2 separate regions of the Homo sapiens genome follow, and region 1 is linked to region 2. A link is a contact called in ENCODE Hi-C or POLR2A ChIA-PET data. All regions are on one chromosome and are shown on one strand. The core of a region is the stretch at or near the end of the contact, and the rest is flanking DNA. Distances in the headings are between cores, read along the strand shown.

Region 1 (2,700 bases), core at 90-2,589, 76 kb before region 2:
TCATTGGTGGTAGAGCAGAAATGCTGAAGAGCGAGTGACAGTCCTCACCTTCCAGTTTCTGGGAGGCACAAAAGCACCTTTGAAAGATGGGTCAGCCCTGCGAGCCTACTCTAATCAGAAGGATCAGAAGTTGCTTGTCAGATGGAAAGGTTACTGTGTTTTATCTTTTTTTTTTTTTTGAGATGGAGTCTCTGTTGCCCAGGCTGGAATGCAGTGGCGCCATCTCGGCTCACTGCAACCTCTGCCTCCCGGGTTCAAGCAATTCTCCTGTCTGAGCCTCCTGAATAGCTGGGACGACAGGCGCGCGCCACCTCGCCCAGCTAATTTTTGCATTTTAGTAGAGACAGGGTTTCACCATGTCGGTTGGCCAGGCTGGTCTCGAACCCCTTGACCTCGTGATCTGCCCCTCTCGGCCTCCCAAATTGCTGGGATTACAGGCGTGAGACACGCGCCCGGCCCATCCACCGTGCCTGGCCCATCTGTGTTTATCTTTAAAAGTTGGCTTTGGAACTTGCCATGTGACTCTGGGCAGCCCTTTAACCACCCTGAACTCATTCGTCGGCTCCACAATTGAAATGAGTAGTATCGCTCTTACCTATTTCATAAAGTTGTTTTTAGGCTCACAATCAATTAGGCATTTATCACGTGGCGGAGAATCTCAGGGCAGGATCTTTCATCCTCAGAACAACCCTCTAAGACATAGAGCATTATCCTTGTTTTATAGATGAAGAAATTGATGCTTAGAGCAGTGACATGCGAAATCTTAAGGTTAAATCTTAAGTGGCAGAGCTAGAATTCCAAACCAGTTCTGACATCAAAACCCTCACTCAAAATGGAAATGTAAGCTCGTTTCATTTGACCGTAAGGGGTGGCCATCTGATGTATTCAAATGAAGAAATACGAAATCACCACAGCGTAATAACGGCTTTAGAAATTGATGCTGTCTTGCTCTGAACACGAACACCTAAAATATCACACGTGGGCTTTGAGCTCACTGCCTTCACCCACTGCAGTGTGAGAACGCTGGCAACAGGGCTTCGGTTCCCCAGATGTCAGCAGCCAGGACTGGGTACATTTCTTTAAATGGCGCCCGCAAACGAAGTCCAGATCGCTTGGATGCAGCCCCCTACATTGGAAAGCGTCCTTCCCAGGAAAGGTCTGGCTTACAGCCCTCTCTGGCTGGTTGGCTGGATTCCGAGAGCGCGGCCTGCCCCGGCCCGGTTACCAGAGAGCGGACCCCGCGGGGCGCGTCTCCCGGGCCCGGCGTCCCCTCCCTGGCGGGTGGGGAGGGCCCCACAAAGCCCTTTGTTGAGGCTCCCGTGTGACGCGAGGAGCCCCAGACTCGGCGCCCGCGGCGAGCGGGAAGGAGGCGTGTGCCTGCGGCGCGGCCCCGAGGCGTGTGCGCGGCCATGTGCGCTTAGCGCAGCGCGCTCTTACCTCAGTACCCCGGCCGCGACCCTCCGAGCCCCTGGAGCCCGGGTAACCAGGCCGCCGGCGCCGGCTCGCGGGGACCCGCCACCCTGGAAGCCCCGCGCACACAGCGCATTCCTGGCGAGTCGGAGGCAGGGTGGGGCCCAGGTGTGGGAAGGAGCCGAGGCTGAGGCCGTTCCCTTCTCCGCGGGCTCTGTGGGCGGCCGAGGCCCCCACCCGTCCCGGGAACCAGTTCCTCCCGGGCCCTGCGCGTCCGTCCGGGGAAGGGTAGGGGACTCGCCCCGAATCGGCGTGCAAGGGCGGGGACGCGGGAGTGGTGCTGAGTGTTTTGAATGAGGGAAAACCTGGGAAGGATTGCTCTGCTCAAAGTGCCCGGGCCGGGGCGGGTGGTTCCTGTGCAGGCAGAGCCTTTGGTCGCTCAGCACTGCCACGATCAGACACATTTTGGCGCAGCGGTGTTGGAGCTGGTTTGGCAGGCTCAGGCAAGGGCAGAGAGTGCGACACCGAAACTTTGTCTCAGGATGACGAAACTTACCTGGCATTTTCTCCTTATTCGGTGGCAAAAAATGAAAAAATGAGTTCATGGAAAAATGAAAGAGAACACGGTTTTACACTTGGGGTTCCAGTTCAATGAACACTTATTAAGGACTTTCTGACATTCAGAATTTTTTTCTATTATTTGGCTACAAAATATTCACGTGAGAGGCATTAATTAGGTGCGTTGCCATCATTTCAGGTAAAGTGAACAGAGTTATCTGTGACATTCCATCAGGCACCTATGTAACGAAATCATACCGTAATAACTCACCATGGCGTATGGAGTGCCAAGAAAGAACACAGTGAAAACCATTTTGCGGGGCAGTTGTTATAATGTGTAAGTACTATTTTTTTTTTTTAAATCAGGGTAAGCATTGACTGCGGTGGGGAGTGTCTTTGTTAAATAAAAGGACTGGACACTCTGTGCTCCCCATGAGATACTGGGCTATGTGAAGTATTTTGAGGTGTCTGGGATCTGATTTTTTTTTTTTTTTTTTTTGGCAACTGCTTTTATAAGTTAATTATCTTACTTGGTCTTTACAACACAACACTTTCAAGTGAGAAAACTGAGGTTCAGAGAAGTTTGATCAAAGTCACAGTCCTGTAGTAAGGAAATGCAAAGGCTAGACTCGGAGTCTTTTTGTTCCAAGACAGCATTTTCTGCTTCCACCCACAACTTTAAAAAAACTTTGTTTAGATACTCCACGTCTACCAAAAAAATGCCCTGGTGTC
Region 2 (2,725 bases), core at 92-2,591:
TGAAACCCTCAAATTCATCTTTGGAGAAAGGCACAGACCACAGACTATTTCTGTGATTCCATGTCATTTCTTCCAGGCATGTCCTTCACCTTGGCAAAATAAACTTCTAAATTGAGACATGTCTCACATACTTATTGATTTACAACTTGTAGGCCTGTTTGGTTGCTTTTGCTTACTTGCAGTCAAATATAATCCCAAATTGATACAGTAAAGTTTCGATTGGCTTTAAAATATTATGCAGGTCAGCCTATAATTTATTACATTTATCTCTACCATTACAATGTTTCTGAATTATGAATATTTCTGAATTATGTAAAATGGAAAGCCTATCATTATCAAGGTGTCTGTATCTGGAAGATAGGTGTATTAAGCTGTTTTTTAAATTTATTGGATTATCACATTACATATAGATAACTAGTCCTTTTTAAACCAAAAAATCTGGCAGGCTATCTGGGACCACTGATGTAAAAGAATCTTTTCTCAACAGCTGTTTATTTCCTGTTTGCCATAATAATTCAGAATTATCTCTACTAATGACATGCACTGAAGTTTTGATTTTGGGATAAAATTGTTTCTAATTCTGCAATGCTCAGGACTACACTAAGATACTCAATCTTTTAGAATAATAACGAGTTCAGTTTTGTAAATATATTCTACTACAATATGTGCTTCCCCTTCTATAGCATAGAGTTGTCACTGGCAATCATTTGGCCAGTTCTTGCTGATGGAATGAGTGACAGCAATGTGTTTTGCATGTAAGCCTGGCTCGTAAAACCTCTCCATAGGCAATCCTTCGTGGGGAATGGAGGCGATTCTCAACCTTGGAAGCTATGTGTTGATTACAGTACTTTCATCAGCCCGGGCTAAAAACTGAGCCAAGTAGATCTGATTGCCAAGCTGTTCACTTTTCCAGAACTGTTAGATAAACTAGAAATAAACTATTACGTTTAAGCCATTCCATATCTTCAGTTTATATTTTCTAGCACTTAGCTAATACAAGCTGTGTTAAGAGCTGAATTGTACTTATTCATTAATTTGAGATGAGTGTTTCCATGTGCCACCCCAGCTGCGTGGCCTCACCTTGCTTTCTAACCAGACTGGCCCTTGCAAGTGGCTCATACCATTCCATGCTGGTGCAGCCAGATCCCAGCTGAGGGCAGTAACATATTTACCATCATGAAGTTTCCATTCATAGGTCATAAAGCTAAATCTGCATTTTCTTCCCCCCATTCCATTTCCTAGTGACATTCGTTCCAGAAAAAGCAACCTCCAGCTCCACCCTCTCCCATCTATGTTGACTTCAGATGCGAGCTAATCACCTCCAGCTGTACTGGCCCCCAGCGCTCTGCTGGCCTAGTTTCACATGCCAGTGCAGGAAAACAAGGCCTCATGATTCCAACTCTTTCAGAAAAGAGATTTCCAAATGTCATTTAAAGCAATAGAAACCTTTTTTTCAAATGAAATCTCCGGCTACAACCCAATCTATAATACTCTTCTGATTGAAGTGGGAATGGTAAAGCTTCTCTTGCCATATTCAGAGCCAATTCTGAGGTAGGACCCAAGCCTCTTATCTGCTGGGGCTTTAGCTAGTTACTGTGGGGCTTTATGTTTATTGATACTGTCTTCTGCCTTCAAATAGCCCCAGATTCTCGGGAATAGGTCCCAGCAAATTGCTGCACTTAAGTTTGGAAATTCAAGTCAACTAGCTCAGAACTGGTGCAGTCTTATGAGGATGAGCCAAGCAATTTCCTGGGTCTTAGAATGGTGTTGAGGCAGAAAAGAGTCTAGAGACAGGAAGCCCAAGGCCTTCTTGTAATTGGACTAAGAGGAAAACCCCACCTTTCCAGGACCAAGTAATGAGGGGCCAAATGCCCATGCCTCTCTGAACCTCCCCTCCCCTATGTCACAAATGGGTATGTCTGTAATTGGTCCATTCTGAAACTTTCATTTGCTTATACATCACAGGCAGGATGCCTCTGATTGGTTCTGGGCAGAATCCTGCCTCTGATTGGTCCTGGGCTGAATTCTTCATTTGTGTAGGGTGTAACCTATCAGAGGCCTCTAAAGGGTACTTAGGGGTGTTACCATGCTCTTGTAATTCAATAAAAGCCCAGGAACATTATAATCAGGGCTCTTGAGCCATGTGCTCAAGCCCACTTCCACTCTGTGGAGTGTACTTTCACTTCAAAACATCTATGCTTTAATCTTCCACTGCTTTGTCTGAGCATTTTGTTCAATTCTTTGTTCAACATGCCAAGAACCTGGACAACTCATGGTCAAGAACATCCATCCAGTTACAGTGTCGTGGCTGAATGGAGAAATACTGTTAGAATTAGAATTTAGTGAAATGAATTTAGTACTGAGAACAGAGAACCATTAAGCTAAAGCAGCTTTGAAGTCAATCTCTTTTCCTTCCTGTTTGCAGAACCAAATATACCCCCGCCCCCCAGGTAGTTTGATATGTTTTCTTTGATTAGCCCTTGGTCAGTTGAGTACTGTGGCTAGGACTTGAAAATATTCTGATTTATATATAAATTGGGCTCAATAAGTGGGCAACATTCACAAAGAGGTAGAAGGAAGAAAGACTGAATTTCTGAGCTACTGTTAAGCCAGTACATGACCCCCACATCAGTATTTAGTGAAGATCTATCAGGATCTCTGACAACACCTCTACTCTCCATGGCTGTCATGACTGAGGCCAACTAGGGAGATGGAAAGTGGTGTC

What was found. A loop is a pair of places that touch in the nucleus more often than their neighbours do. ChIA-PET counts read pairs that join two places held with the same protein, here RNA polymerase II (POLR2A). Pooled maps may share reads with other maps.
Region 1: a map of ovary shows a loop between it and region 2 (4-fold over the local background). The contact joins the promoter of C4orf36 here to the enhancer-like site in region 2. A Hi-C loop is called at or near these places in 5 of 168 maps with a recorded cell type or tissue (IMR-90, MCF 10A, heart left ventricle and 2 more), 1 of 37 single-sample maps with no recorded cell type and 6 of 50 pooled maps. POLR2A ChIA-PET finds 5 or more read pairs at or near these places in 3 of 52 experiments (BJ, GM12878 and MCF 10A).

The regions. Positions count from the first base shown.
Region 1 is chr4:86,891,061-86,893,760 of GRCh38, reverse strand. C4orf36 (chromosome 4 open reading frame 36) reads left to right here and starts at 1,339. Exons shown (of 5, transcript NM_144645.4): 1 at 1,339-1,578; 2 at 2,168-2,305. The coding sequence starts at 2,241. RefSeq lists an enhancer at 942-1,597 and silencers at 1,118-1,657, 1,868-1,927.
Region 2 is chr4:86,815,241-86,817,965 of GRCh38, reverse strand. No RefSeq gene overlaps it. Among named protein-coding and RNA genes, the nearest start is that of SLC10A6, 33 kb to the left of the region's middle. Within about 2 kb of position 1,341, at least 5 of the 41 ENCODE cell types and tissues checked have a DNase peak (open chromatin) inside an H3K27ac peak, as active enhancers do; they include heart right ventricle and ovary, where a contact is called at or near this core.